2 separate regions of the Homo sapiens genome follow, and region 2 is linked to region 1. A link is a loop called in an ENCODE intact Hi-C map of the cell type or tissue named here. Cell type or tissue: OCI-LY7. All regions are shown on one strand.

Evidence for each region. Peaks named below come from ENCODE experiments on the same cell type or tissue, not always from the same donor. Only the 100,000 strongest peaks of a DNase experiment are listed, where the experiment ranks them.
Region 2: it touches region 1 in a loop (10-fold over the local background); 38 of 110 quality-filtered maps call a loop at or near these places.

What each region holds. Positions count from the first base shown.
Region 1 is chr12:14,615,050-14,623,049 of GRCh38, forward strand. GUCY2C (guanylate cyclase 2C) reads right to left here. Exons shown (of 27, transcript NM_004963.4): 22 at 6,956-7,148; 23 at 5,993-6,167; 24 at 4,162-4,260; 25 at 1,584-1,678. PLBD1-AS1 (PLBD1 antisense RNA 1) reads left to right here. Exons shown (of 6, transcript NR_120465.1): 5 at 4,103-4,324; 6 at 4,689-4,706. Among named protein-coding and RNA genes, the nearest start is that of GUCY2C-AS1, 47 kb to the right of the region's middle. In OCI-LY7, CTCF peaks have their summits at 4,114 (motif pointing left), 4,313, 6,942 and 7,180; DNase peaks (open chromatin) are centred at 4,102 and 7,082; H3K4me3 peaks cover 506 bases; H3K27ac peaks cover 5,076 bases.
Region 2 is chr12:14,510,057-14,518,056 of GRCh38, forward strand. It overlaps PLBD1 (phospholipase B domain containing 1), which reads right to left. Exons shown (of 11, transcript NM_024829.6): 7 at 1,455-1,655; 8 at 1,204-1,344. Among named protein-coding and RNA genes, the nearest start is that of PLBD1-AS2, 16 kb to the right of the region's middle. In OCI-LY7, CTCF peaks have their summits at 4,376 (motif pointing right) and 4,576; a DNase peak (open chromatin) is centred at 4,365.

The DNA of each region.
Region 1 (8,000 bases):
TTCTCATCAGTGCCAATATTTAAGCACATCACACATTCCTGTTATGATTTGCATTATCTCTAGACAGATTTTTATTTCCAAGTGCCTTTTTAAAAATAAGTTTCTCATTCAGCAGACATCCTTTTCTCAAAGTAGAGTTTTCTTTTTTTTCCCCAAAAGACATTTTAAAATATCACTCTAGCAACATCACAAGAACTCTAACTTAAAAAGGAAGAAAATTCATCTACAATTCTGCTACGTCAACAAATCCAACTGGTTGTCATTGTCCATATTTCCTTCTAGCCCTTTTTGCAATAAAGTTTTGCTACAAAACTTTTGCTACAGTTTCCCTATCTTATTACAAACACATGTACATCACAATTAAGAACTCATTAAGTGGCATTTCTGGGGCCCATCTGGAGGCTACGGAATGTATGGAAATTTACTGGAATACTGGAAACCCTGTTTTTGCTAAAGCTGGTATTTGAAAAAGAGATACAAAATACATATGGCCCAAACACAGCCAGTGAACCACTATTTTTAAAAAATGAGTTTAATAATATATATCTATAATATATATCAATAATTTAAAAATGAGTGATTGATATATATATATATATAATTGATATATATTGTTAAACTCATTTAAAAAAGTAGTGGTTCACTGGCTGTGTTTGGACCATAGCAATCCATAAACTGGTTCTATTTTGGGGTAAGTGTTCTTTGTAAAAAATGTACTTATGGAGGACTCAAAAAGCAAGTGTGATGTTAGGACACTTTTACGTAAAAGGAGACTTTTCCAAGGTGCAATCCAAATGTAAAGGCCAGAAGCATTATGGCTACCGGAGACAGGTAACTTACAGTTAATAGCTGGCTTTGCCAGTTGTGAAAAGATTCCAATAACTTTGGAAAAGCAGCCTGAGAAGCATTTGGAGACAACTGATGGCTATGGAGGGCAGCTGTTTTAAATGTGAGGAACTGCATGAAGAATCTGGAATAGCGATTCTCAAATATTAGTGTGGTCACAAACACATTATCTTGTTAAAAATATAGATTTCTGATCTACGCCCACAGAGAATCTTGCATAGTAGGCCTGGTAGAGTGTCCACACATCTGCATTTTAACAAGCTTCCAGATGAGGAAGAGGAGGAGAATGGGGCCACACCTTGTCATTCACTCCTTGTGATTCTAGAGCTTCCGAATAGTAAAGCAACTGGCAAGAGAGGTGACCTCAGATCATAGCAGCAGTGTGTAGTAAGAGTAGGGAAGTAAGTGGGGGGACAAGGGTTTTGATTCAAATTAAATAAGTCCTGGACCAGACTGTATGTAGCTCTTGTGTTTGGAGGAGGAACTGGATACAAAACCTGGATATGGCAGAGGAAATGCTGGCAGAGTTCAAAATCTCAAAAGGGCTCTTTGGAGTAAAGGCAAGTTTTGAGTTCACATTTTTTGGTGGTCATTTCTCTTGCAGAGGATGGAGGGTGCTCATCGTGATGAGTACAGAAGAGGATTAGCATGCTCAACTTTCCTGGCCAAGTCTCAAAGGAGGTGGCCCAAGCGTGTCTGAGAGCTTTTCCTATGCATTGTCTCTGTGGACTCCTTACCTTTAAGTATGTTTCTCCTCTCACTTCATAAAGGAACTGGCACTCAGTTCTCTTCAGGATGGCTATGGTGGAGCCACTCACGTGAATTCTCAAAGCTGGAAATGCAAATTGACAAATAAAAATCCCAGCTAGTACACAGCCTATTTGTTTCCCGTTGATTCAGGATATCAACAACACCTGAGACAAGAATCCTAAATCAAGAAGAAACAATTGTGGCTATTTTAATGAAAGAACACTTAAAAATAACATCAGAGAGATAAGAAATGGTATAGTTTGGATATTTGTCCCCACCCAAATCTCATGTTGAATTTTAATCCCCAGTGCTGGAGTCCTGGCCCCCGACCAGGTGTCTGGGTCACAGGGGTGGATCCCTCATGGCTTGGTGCTGTCTTTGCGATACTGAGTTGTCACAAGATCTGGTCATTTAAAAAGGTGTGGCACCTGCCCCTGCCACTCTCTTTCTTACTCCTGCTTTTGCTGTATGAAGTGCCTGCTCCTGCTTTGTCTTCTGCCATGAGTGAAAGCTTCCTGAGGCCTCCCCAGAAGCAGATGCAGGTGCTATTCTTCCCTTACAGCCTGCAGAACCATGAGCCAATTAAACCTCTTTTCTTATAAATAACCCAGTCTCAGGTTTTTCTTTATAGCAATGCAAGAATGCCCTCACACAAGAAATATAATCTCACGTGGGAAGAAAGAAGGCCTGGCATCAGTTTTCAGGGCCCTGCGTGATGTGATGGGGATCCCTAGGTTTTTCTCCATAGATTCTCATTCCAGCTCAGAGTAGTAGCCTGCGGGACCTAGTTTTAGATTTGGCTTGTAGTGCCAAGCTTGGGTGTTGGAGTTTGGTTTTGGGTCCCTGTGGAAAAGTTCCAATAAATAGCTAAAGCCTTGTGGGCAAGGTGAAGATTCGGGAGAGTTGAGGGGTCTTGATTTTCTCAAATTTCCTTCTTCTGGAACATTGTTATCCTTTGACAAAAGAAGTGGTGAGGGCACGCCCATTCACAAGTCCATTGATGTGTATCACCTTTCCCAATATAGGGGCCTAATAGCAATACCACAAACAATTACACAGTAAGAATAATGACAATCCCAAATTGTATACCTACCATGTACCATGATTGCTAAACGCTTAACATGACATCATCCCAAATTATTTCAGAAACCCTCTTGGCACGGTTGGTATTCCATTTTCAATTTGTATCTTTATCTTTCTGAGGGCTAGAAGGATCAGGTAGCTTTCTACTCAACTTATACTGAGAATGATTAACATAATTTCAATTGTAACCCAAGTCTGTCTGACCCCAACCTTATCCTTTTCCTTGCCAGCATGATTTGCCAGGACAAACTAGTATCACATTGTCAGTACACTACCAAAATACCATCCTGCCTCCTGTGGTTTCGTAAGCCCCAGCCATGTCTCCCAGTGCTTATTTTCTCTCTTCTATATATTTCTACTGCTACCACTGTCATCAATATTTATTGAGCATCTACTTCATGCAGCACATTGTGCCTCTACCTTGCCAAGCAAATGCAATATATTCCTTCGTATATAACAAATGCTTAGATTTTTCTTTACTAAAATCAATTCTTGGTTGGGTATGATGGCTCTTGCCTGTAATTCCAACACTTTGGGGCTTTGGGGGACCAAGGCAGGAGACTTGCTTGAGCCCAGGAATCTGTGACCAGCCTAGACAACATAGAGAGACCACACCTCTACAGAAAAAATTAAAAAATTAGCTGTGCATGGTGGCATGCCTGTAGTCCCAGCTACTTAGGAGGCTGAGGTGGGAGGATCACTAGAGCTGAGGAGTTCAAGGATGCAGTGAGCTGTGATTGTGCCACTGTGCCAAAGCCTAGGCGACAGAGTGAGACCCCATCTCAAACAAATAAACAAAAATCAATTTCCAGAAAAAACGAATATGCTTTGGGAGGCCAAGGTGGAAGGACTCCTTGAGGTCAGGAGTTTGAGACCAGCCTGGGCAACATAGTGAGACCCAGTCTCTATTAAAAATTTAAAAATTATCTGGATGTGCTGGTATGTTCCTGTAGTCCCAGGTACTTGGGAGGATGAGGTGGGAGGATCACTTGAGCCCAGGAGTTCAAGTTTACAGGGAGCTATGATCGTGTCACTGCACTCCAGCCTGGGTGACAGAACGAGAGCCTGTCTCTAAAAAACAACAACAAAAAAGCAAAACCAAATAAGAGGGAAACAGGAATGTGAACCAGAGTGTGTAGTTCTTACCTTGCCTACTGATTTTTTTTTAACTTTCATGAATCTATGGTAAATGCCAGGACTATTCTAAGTAGAATATCCCCAGATTCATTGTATATGAGCCAAAAATATAGAAATAGTCTAAAACTGAGCAAAAGTGGAAGAATAAAATAATTATCAGTAAACAACAATGAAAGCAAATGTAGCAAAAGGTGGATTGACACGGGTTTGTGTTCAGCTAATGTGAAGAATTATTCTACATCTCACTGGCACTTTGTATCTCCTTATTGTGCATTTTATCTCACAGTTGCCCTCTGCTGGAAAACAGCATCTTTGTCCTCTGAGAAAAACAGTCTCCCTTCTTACGGAGGCCAGTGGATTCCATCCTAGAGGCTGTGTTGACCGTATCTCCAAATAGACAATAACGAGGCATCTTGATTCCCACAACTCCAGCAGCACAGGGACCTGAAATGAAGGACAGAAAGCAGGAAGTGGAGGCAATAGAAATTGCAGAGTAGAGTGAAGACAGGTAAGCCTCTCTGTATGGTCACAATCCTGAATACTTCCTGTCATGGAGAAGTAGCTGAGGATGTGAAATGTGAGCTGGGACTTTTGGTTTAAATGGATGAATCCAATGAAGCATCATTATTCAATGCATGCGATCATAAAGTATTTTGCTCTCGCAAAGAAAACGACATTTGTAGCAAATAGGAAGGCATTCAGAGATCCAGATCACAAAGGTGATTTTAAATAGAAGGCTCTCAGGAAGGATGAAGATGAGCCCCACTGCTTGCTTACTGTGCCAAACCACACAACCCTGAATTTCACACTGCTGGAGGGCACTGTAGATTTGAAGCTTCAATGGCTCAAGTTTGTTTTATTTTTATTTTAAGGTGGCATTTCTGGGATTGGTGCCATGACAATGGAAGACAGAAGACAAGACAAAGGCATAACTTTCCGTAAGCATTTCATGGACCAGGCGAATGCAGCTGGATGGGGAAGCCTGTGGCACAAGGAGGTTCCAACAAGCAGAACAAAAGCCCAGGCTAGACTATGCGCTGTGGCATATTAGGTAGGAAATAAGGGTTATTCAGTCATGTATTTGCATAGAATGACTGAGTGCAAGGTGTTAACAGTTTCAGAAGTTAAAGATTAACTCAAAAACTGCAAAGCTGAGTTTTAAGCAATGCCTGGCTAAAGATTCATCTAGATGACTTCTGAGTTCCTCTCTTACAGGTGTTTTTTCTATAACACCTGTAACTCATCTCAAACCTTGATGTTCAAGGCTGTTGAATTAAACTAAGTTTGGCCTGAGGCTGCCTCTTAGGGGTCCCTACAAAACAAACTGCAACCTAGCTTGGTACATAAACAAACTAAAAGCCTAACTAGGGTATACTTACGTTATAGATAGCTGAGTCTCAGCCAATCGCAGTAGCTGAGCTTCAGCCAGTCACAGGCTGTCAACTGATGGGACTTTGACCAAATCAGGGGAACACAGAGGTTTGACCAATCAAGTTGTTTCTGTCCCTCACTTCTGTTTTCTGTCTATAAACATTGCCCGCCCACCTTGCCCATTGAAGCTCTCTGAACCTCTTCTGGTTTTAAGGGCCATCTGATTTGAAAATTATTCTTTGCTCAATCAAACTGTGTTAAATTTAATATGCATAAGCTTTTCTTTTAACAAGGCTATGTAACTTTCATGGTCTTTGAAAGTGACTCATGTACTTTCTGTATAACTGCAGTGGCAGGGAAGGGAGGGGGTATAAATATTATAGAAATTTCACCATCTGTTCTTTATTTCCCCTTGTAGATAATCTAATCCACTTAAGATACTATAATATTTTAGTGGGAAAATATATTGAAGTTGGGGGTGGGGAGAAAGGGAATGGGGAGGAAATAAATGAAATCATAGGTATGGTGATTTAAATAGGAGTCCAAAGCTTCTTGTTTTCGTACATGTTTGGTGTTTATCATGTCAGCAGTCAGTGGTGCCCTCAAAGGTCTTGTTCTTAGAGTTCTCTAGGAACTGGGTCTAAATATCTCAGGATGCATAGTGGGACCTCACATTTGGCAAAAAGAATTAAGAGTAAAAATTATGTGAGGTCGATCACACTTGAAGACCTTTTATCCTTTCTGATTTAGTTGGTGCACAGCAGTACATATGGTTCCCAATTTGCTAAGATGCTCAACTCCATACCAGAGTGAACTCCAATGCGAATCCATATTGGGAGGCCAGGAAGATGCTCCAGCTCAAAGGTCCCCATGAAGCTGAGGATTTCCAAGGCCATCTTGGCAATGTCTATTGCATGCCGATTGCCATTTCTCTTAGGCAAACCACTAGCCACCATGTACGCATCACCGATGGTTTCCACCTGTGGAAACAGTTTCTCATGAGTGCCTCTGCCCCTTTGAAAAGTATAGAAAGTAAACAGAAGCAGTTAATCACATGTCAAACACAAAAAGTGATTTGGGAACACAGTATGAGCATAGCCCTTTACACTTTTTCTGGGGCCAGTTGGATCAGTTCTATGCTGATTTCTTCAGGGTTTTTATAGTCCAGTTAATGGGTGATAAAATAGCTATAAAGGAATTTAGCCATTTAAAAGTACTTCATAATTATATAAATTGTCCAGATGTGGTGACAGTTCTAGAAATGTTCAAATAAATAATCTGAATGGTTTTATGTAATTTGAGGAACACCCTTAGTTTCCTGAAAATTAATCCTTTAGCAAATGTCAACATACTATTTAACAGAATATTGTACTTTGTAATATGTAATTGTATACATTCTTGTAGTATGATTTTCTATTTATTATAACCCCAGTGTCTTCTCTGCTTCATTTGCAGTCAGCCTAAACACTGCCCATTTTTTGGAGGTGATTTAAGAGTATGCCATTTTGTCTAAATTTAATACTTCAAATTAATTCCTGCTGAACTTCCTGTTGTATCTTTTTTGCTGCTTCTTAAAGTTGAATGGTAATTTTGACTTCTCACTCCTCTAATCCTTCTACTTCTCTTCACTTTTAGCTCAGATTCAACCACCAATTCACTAAATGTGAAACTAGAGCGGTCAAGAGTAGTAACAGAAACAACCAATTCAGGCTCTGATGACCTTGAGTTGTACAATTAATGGTTTCAGCCTGTTAGGTGATGTGGTTACCTTGTAGACATCATGATGATCAACAATGTGGTCAAAACTCTTATAGATGTCATTAAGCATGTCCACCACTTCCATGGGGGTGCTGTATTTGCAGATAGTAGTGAAACCTACAATGTCACTGAAGTAGATTGTAACTTCCTCATATAGTTCCGGCTCCACAAAGCCTTTCTCCTTCAGAGACTTTACCACTAGCCTAGATGAACGAAGGGAAAAAAAATGCCTTCAACTTCAGCAAATTTCTTCTTGTTTCACATAAATCTTTCAGGTAGTAGTGATTGTCTACCAAGAATTCTAGAATTTGAGACTTCCAGTGAATTGAGTGAATCGGAAACAGAGGTTGTGTATATCATATACATGAACATATTACACAAATACACATATAATGCATGTTGTGAACACAGATGAATACAAGCAGGTTCAACATTAACTTAGTGTTTGATTATTAATCCTAATACACATAAATAGATAACTTTAATATCCTCAAAACTCTCATACATATACATACTTGTCCACTTTTTGCTTCTCTATTGATAATCAACCTCTTACAGATGTGGCTCTACATGCAGAAGCTGAGGAGAGTGTGGTATTACTTAAATCACCACAGGTATCAGATCTGAATTTCTCAACAAAGTTGATAGTTTTACTTTCCTGGCATATGTAATATGGCATTGCTTAATATTACTATGAAATAATGATGCATTTAAATATAAATTTTGATATATTCTGAACCAGAGTTCATTTGATATTTTGAACCAGATTTGGGTCCTTTGTAAAGCAGAATCAATCATGTAAATAAATTAAATCATGCTAAAACTGTAGAAGTCAAATTAAAGCAACTTTTAGAATATCTTTGCTGAATGAGGAGCAGCATATCAGATTCAAGATTGAAGGAAGAGAACCAGAAGAAGGGACTCCATACTTGGTGTGCCAAGTTACCTCTTCATTGAGAAAAGGAAGTGAGGGCTGACATGAAGTGGGATGGTCCCTGTCTGTCCTTGGCATCACTTTGTAGTGGCCCTCAGTATGGAACCACTAGAATCAGAAA
Region 2 (8,000 bases), 100 kb before region 1:
ATAATCAAAGATGTTGATATTTCTGTAGCCTAATGTATACATGGTGTCTCTAAGAGGAAATAAAGACAATTTAAAAAAACAGGCTGGGCACCACAATTTGGAAGGCCGACGCAGACAGATCACCTGAGGTCAGGAGTTCAACCTGGCCAACTGGTGAAACCCCGTCTCTACTAAAAACACACAAAAAATTAGCCAGGTGTGGTGGCACGTGCCTGTAGTCCCAGCTACTCAGGAGGCTGAGACAGGAGAATCGCTTGAACCCGAAAGGCAGAGGTTGCAGGGAGCCGAGATCGCACCACCGTACTCCAGCCTGGGTGACAGAGCGACACTCCATCTGAAGAAAAATAAAAATTAAAATTAAAAACCACTAAAAGTTTCTTTCTGGTAGTTTTTGCTGCCAAGTGAGTTCAGATCAGGTCATTTTCTTGCTACCAAGTGAGCTAGGCTACCAAATCAAAGCAAAACAAGAGAAACAAAATAATAATTTGTGGTTTTACAATTTTGGAATTTTAAAATTACAAATACGTGGTTGTGGACCTATATCACGATTCAGTTTTATAGATGAGGAAAATGAGGCTTGGAGAGATTCACTAATTTGCCTGAGATTTTAAGGAACTGAGATTTGAATCAAGGCAGTGAGCCTCCTGGCTTCAAATGTCTGGACTCCTTCTTGCCCACCAGAAGTGCCTTCTCTGACTCCACCCACTAACAGCCACGTTCTGTTTAGGTTCACCACTGGCCTAGGGACATGAGACCTGATGACAGCTCTTCCCATCCTGAGTTCCTGCAGCTGCTTTGAGTGCTTTGCTTCCCTACTAGACTCCTGAGTCCTTCCAGGTCAGGGATTCTGTATCCTTGCTTTTCTAGTCCCTGGGCCACAGTGGCACTCCAAAAATATTTGCTGAATTGAACTTAAAGCTTTAACCAGGAACACAGGAGAAAAGGTAACATTAGAACTATGAGAAATCATAGAGTCATGAATGCCTGATTTGCGTCCCAATCTGCACATTGTCCTATAAGAGTTTGAGATGTAGGTTTACATGTTGTGCTAAACCTGGTCATTCTGGTGTAATATAGCATCCCCATCCTGTCTTCCCCACCATACCCTCCCCCACCACACATTCACACAATGTGCATTCCCCTACCATATATGAACACACACATACTCATCAGGTTTTAAGACTTACGACATGAAGAAAGTACCTTTCCGTAGAACATCAGTTTGTTCAGAATATTCTACATATGTAGGAATTTGCTCCACAATGTACAGAGTGCCTTTGTCAAGACTGTGGTTCAGCTTTACTTTCTTCAGGTCCAGAACCATGTATTGATTGTTATAGGTGCCTGAAATATCAGGAAACATGAAGACGGGGCATGGGTATGACTTTACTGGTTAACAAGCCTAAATCAAAATATATGTCTGTGCCTAACAGTTATTCTGCAGGGTCACTTACCAGAGTTGTATTTTGAAAAGATGTCTGCCCACCTCTTGCCACTATCTGCCATCATATTGGCCACACGGACTCTTTGCCAGGACAGGAGAGTCTCGGGTATTACCTGCTTTAGCAGGGTTTTATTAAACACACTGTTTGTGGTCTGCAGCAATATCAATCCACTGCTAAGAATGTAAAAATCATCCAGAGACTCCAAAAACCCTACAGGAAAGACAAATATACACATCAGCATATGTATACATGGAACAGTGAACCATCATTATTGACAAAGAGCTTTACATACACAATGCATTTTGCAAAGTGTATCAGTTATTACTATCCTTGATCTGCAGTAGCCTCCCCCAGCTTTGGCTCACCTCTGTGGTAGTCACCCAACTGCCCCTTATAGAGGTGCCAAAAGAACTCCACCCCTGGATTCTCCATTGAAAATTTATTTTGTGATTTGAAATAACAAAAATATGTTAAATCCAGAACATTGCAAGCTTCCAGAATGATAAACAGATGTAGATCCCGACTTGCTAGGATTTTGCAGGAGAATTTTTAATTAGGGAGGGGATTAGCAGGGTTCATTAGTAAGAATATAAATGCCTTTTTTTCTTCTTTTCTACTTTCCTGTATTTTTCAAATTTTGTATAAGTCTACTTTTTTTTTTTTTTTGACACACAGTCTGACTCTGTCACCCAGGCTGCAGTGTGGTGGCATGATCTCAGCTCACTGCAACCTTGCCTCCTGGGTTCAAGCAATTCTTGTGCCTCAGCCTCCTGAGTAGCTGGGGTTACAGGTGTGCACCACCACACCTGGCTAATTTTTGTATTTTTAGTAGAGACCGGGTTTCACCGTGTTGGCCAGGCTGGTCTCAAACTCCTGACCTCAAGTGATTCACCCACCTTAGCCTCTAAAGTGCTGGGATTACAGGTGTGGGCCACCACACCCGGCTAAGTCTACATAATTTTTATAAATGGAAAAACATCTACATTTAGAAAAGTAAAGATGGTTTTGAAACTAGGGCATTGACACTCTTGGTCAATGCTTTTTTATAAATGTTGGAGGCAACACAGGAAAATCAGTGAAGCCACAGTCTTTTCTGAAGACCTATTTTGTGGTTTATACTGGGATGAGTATGGAAAGGATAGAATATCAGGCACAGCTGTAATAAAAAGAGAGGATATACTGTCATCAGTAACAGTAATGGAACAACTGTCAGTGTTAAACAGAAAAGGACCTCAGTGGTAGGGTTAGAAGGGGCCAGAGTGGTAAGTTCCTTCGGTGCATCCTGCTGAAGGGTTTTAAGGCCCTTACAAAACAGTCCCGAGGGAGCTAGCTAGCCCCTTCCACTATGTGAGGTCACAGAGAGAAGGCACTGTCTACGAGAAACAGACCCTCATTAGACACTGAGTCTTCCAGTCCCTTCATCTTGGGCTTCCCAGCCTCCAGAACTGTGAGCAATAACATTTCTATAGCTTATAAATTACCTAGTCTGAGGTGTTTTGTCATAGTAGTCAGAATGGACTGAGATGGTCTCAAATTTCTACCATGATTTTTTACCACTTTTATCATTTTTGCCATATCTGAGTACTATCTGAACTATCATTTAGTTAATATTTTTGTTATTTTTTAACTGACAAGTAAAAATTATATATATTTATGTTATACAAAAGAAAGGATATTTTGATATCTGACAAGGAAACATTGTATATATTTTGGCATACAAAATGATATTCTGATATATGTATACATTGTCAATGGCTAAATCAAGCTATTAACATATGCACTACTTAATATCTTTCTTCAAATTAACTCACTTTTCAAACTTAACTTACCCTTGTCATATATCATAATGTCTCAGAAACTATGGACTTAATGTTTTTGTTTTTTCCCAAAGAAATACATTAAAACAAATACATTTCTACTAATGTGCAAAAAATGTTTGTCCACATACTGCCTCAAATCACCCCACCAGCCCTATGCATGCTATTACACATCTATTCTAGCCTAGTATGGAATAAGTAAGGTGGGGTCAAAGAAACGGGTCACCTGAAACCGGAGGTAAGAGCATGGACTGGGAGTCAGAAGACCTGCATTTTAGTTTCCTGCTTGCCTCTAATGAATTTGACAGTTCTTATTTTGCCTCTCTCTTCCTTATTTCCTTCTTCTGATAACCTGGGACTAATGTCATTCAGCTATTCAGCTCTAACAATCTGATTTTAATTTCTTGAAATTTCTTGAGTAGGAAAGTTACACGATGAGAGGACTGTCCAACTAACTCTTAGTTTTTTTTTTTTTTTTTGAGACGGAGTCTCGCTCTGTCGCCCAGGCTGGAGTGCAGTGGCGTGATCTTGGCACACTGCAAATTCCACCTCCTGGGTTCACGCCATTCTCCTGCCTCAGCCTCCCAAGTAGCTGGGACTACAGGCGCCCGCCACCACGCCCTGCTAATTTTTTGCATTTTTAGTAGAGACGGGGTTTCGCCATGTTAGCCAGGATGGTCTCGATCTCCTGACCTCATGATCTGCCCGCCTCGGCCTCCCAAAGTGCTGGGATTACAGGCGTGAGCCACCGTGCCCGGCCCCAACTAACTCTTAATGAGCCTCTACACGGCTGCCATTAAGCTATAGAGAGCTTTGTGTAAATTAGAGAAAGTTGCACATTCCAAGTGGTACAAGGTTTAACAGTACTCTTGAATGAAATTTTAATGGGTCACCTCTCTAGAAAGACATGACCTGGGCAAGGATATATGGCTTGACAGAGTGTAAAATGGATTGCATTCGTGTCTTGGGCTGGGATCATTTTTCAAACTGTACAACCATACTTGGCAGCCTTGAGAAAGCTCCCTGGTAGATAATCCCTGTAGGGTAGAATGCTGTATTTCCGGAATGACAAGTTTGCTAATTCAATACTTGCTGTAGCAGTCTCCCTGGACACAAGAGGGCAGGCGTTCTTTAATATGTGTAGGTGATTGAATATTACAAGTACTAATGTTTAAGGAGTAGTCTTTCATTTAAAGGCAAGATTCTTTATGAAAGAGACAGGATGATGGAAATATATAGGCTATCCAGAGTTCTAGAGCAAGGAGAGTGAACTGGCCTGCAAAAACTATAGTTGAGGAGGCTAATTCTATAGTTTAGAGTTTAAGATAATAAAGAAAAGGCCCAGAGATGGGACAAAGTTCTGACACATTGCCTTTGAAAAGAAACACATTTCTTTGACTACATACAATTATAATCTTTTTAAATTTTTTTTTTTTTTGAGACAGGGTCTCCCTGTGTTGCCCAGGCTGGTGTCGAGCTTTAGAGTTCAAGGGATCCTCCAGCCTTGGCCTCCCAAAGTGCTGGGATTACAGGTATGAGCCACCACACCCTAACTAAAATTATAATCTTGCTCTCATCTGTCATTAGCAGCTTTGGAAGGCAGATTGAGATCAGGAGAAAATGAAACACTCCAGTGTTTTATGAATGCCAGCCTAAGAATAACATTTCATGATAAGCTTCTCACTGAATTTAATTAAGAAATAAAAAGAAACACTTCCGGTTAATAAATCCTATTTCAAGACTTAAAAAAAACACCAAACTGCAGAAATAAACAGTAACCACTATGTAGTCATGCAAATGGCAACAACAGTTACTCAACACACACCATGGAACAAACACATTAGAAACAATTATGAAGATTGACTCATGGGGAGTTGCATGTTGAGACAGGGTGGAGTTGAGGGAAATCATCTTATGACCAGTTAATCAAGAAAAGTATGAAAACTAAGGTGGGATTTCTGGAAAGGTAGAAGGGAGGACACATCCTGATTTAGGTGGGGAAGATGATCAAGACAGGTCTGATCTGGCAGAAGACATCAGTGTTCTGGGATGGTACCAATGAGGAGACAAAGAATCAAAGAAAGGTACTTAAAAAAAAAACAGAAATTAAGTGCTGCAAAATCCATTTATAATTCTTTAGAATACGTGCCCGTATTCTGCTATTGCTTTTTTTTTCTTGGTTCTACCTTTTAAAAGCAAAGGACATGAATTTTGGTCTGTACTAAATATAGATTGTTTTTATATACTTCAGCTTTATGACCAAAGTACCTAGATCAAAGAGGTAACATGACATTAATAACAGTAATTACAGAACATTAAAAATGTTTACAACATATATTTATTAAATAGGCAATTTTATAGATTATGAAGACTTGACTTAAATTTTCCTGGAGCCTATTCTTTTATCTTCATGTGTACCTACTTTCAAGTACATGCACTTAATATTTAAAAAGGCCAAGCTGGCTCATGCCTGTAATCCCAGCACTTTGGGAGACCGAGGTGGGTGGTGAATCATTTGAGGTCAGGAGTTTGAGACCAGCCTGACCAACATGGTGAAACCCCATCTCTACTAAAAATACAAAAAAAAAAAAATTAGCCGGGCGTGGTGTAGTCCCAGCTACTTGGGAGGCTGAGGCACAAGAATTGCCTGAACCCAGGAGGCAGAGGTTGAATTGGCCACTGCACTCCAGCCTGGGCAACAGAGCGAGACTCCATCTCAAAAAAAAACAAGGCCGGGCACGGTGGCTCACGCCTGTAATCCCAGCACTTTGGGAGGCTGAGGCAGGTGGATCACAAGGTCAGGAGTTTGAGACCAGCCTGACCAACATGGTGAAACCCCGTCTCTACTAAAAATACAAAAATTAGCTGGGCACGGTGGCGCGCGCCTGTAATCCCAGTTACTCAGGAGGCTGAGGTAGGGGATTCGCTTGAACCCAGGAGGCGGAGGCTGCAGTGAGCCGAGATCGCGCCATTGCACTCTAGCCTCGGTGACAGAGCGACACTCCATCTCAAACAAAAACAAAAACAAACAAACAACAACAACAAAAAAGGCTAAGCAAAGATTTTGCTGCTTAGACCACAAGGGCTGCCATAGTCTCACAAACAGGATGGACTATGGATTCAGTATGCTAGGATGGTCTAGGGTGCTTGTTACAAATGTCCCAGCCCAGATCAATGAAATATGAATTTCTATGGATGACACTGCATTTTTAGCAAGCTCCATAGGAAAAATTGGGGAACATCTAAGTTTAAGAGGTATGTATACATGTATGGGGGAGGTGATAGCATACCTGTATATAATGAGAAGTAGGAACACACACACGCTTGGGGAAACACACTAAATGCATCCCAGAAAGCCTCACTTATAGATCATTAAGCTTGAAGCCTCAGCCTTATGGGGATCATCATTACTGGGATCCTCAATTAAAAGTCCTTTGAGGCCAGGCAAGGTGGCTTATGCCTGTAATCCCAGTACTTTGGCAGGCAGAGGAGGGCGGATCACCTGAGTTCAGGAGTTCGAGATTAGCCTGGCCAGCATGGAGAAACCCTGTCTCTACTAAAAATACAAAAATTAGCAGGGCATGGTGGCATACGCCTGTGGTCCCAGCTACTTGGGAGGCTGAGACACAAGAATCGCTTGAACCTGGGAGGCAGAGGTTGCAGTGAGCTGAGATCACGCCATTCCACTCCAGCATGGGCGACAGAGTGAGACGCCATCTCAAACAAAAAAAAAGTCCTTTAAATAGGTTCCATCTTTTATTCCCACATAGAAGCTCCACCCACCTGGCATGGCAGGAAATCCTTTGAGTTCACTGCTCTTTTAGTTTTTTGTTTGTGTTTGTGTTTTGAGACAGGCCATGCTCTGTCGCCCAGGCTGGAGTGCCGTGGCGTGATCAAGGCTCAAGGCAGCTTCAAACCCCCAGGATCAAAGGATCCTCCCACCAGGCCTCCTGAGTAGCTGGGGCTACAGGCATGCACCACCACACCTGGCTAAATTTTTTAATTTTTTGTAGAGACGGGGGTCTTGCTATGTTGCACAGCCTGGTCTCAAACTTCTGGGCTCAAGCGCTCCTCCTGCCTTGGCCTCTTAAAGTGCTGGGATTACAGGTGTGAGCCACCACACCCAGCCGGCTCTTTCAGTTTTAGCCATTTAATTTAAATCCAAACTGCATCATTTCTAAAAAAAAAAAGAAATGGATATTTATAGTTAGATATATTGCCTTTGCACCCAGTCCTCAACCACTGAATTGTGTGACCTTGACCTGTTTGACTATTTAACTTCTCTGAACTGTTTATTTTAAAAATGCAGACAAAATACCCTCCTTGAGGCTTTTTATGGAAGGCAGAATTTGTAAAAGTCAGTATGCTTTGCCTCTCGACTGCATTAACATGCCACAGGCTCAGACTGTTTTGTGTAAAGGATGTCAAAGAACTGCACTTTGTCTAAAGAGAAGTTTGATGTTTTGTATGCTTGTTAAGAAAATACAATACTAGAAGTTAATGGTAGACAACTGATTTTAAAAATACCCTTCTTGTTAGGTTTTTATGAACATTAAATGACATAATAAAAACAAAATGTTGGCCTGGCACAGTGGCTCACGCCTGTAATTCCAGCACTTTGGGAGGCTGAGGCAGGCGGATCACTTGAGGCCAGGAGTTCGAGACCAGCCTGGCCAACATGGTGAAACCGCGTCTCTACTAAAAATACAAAAATTAGCCGGGCGTGGTCACACACACC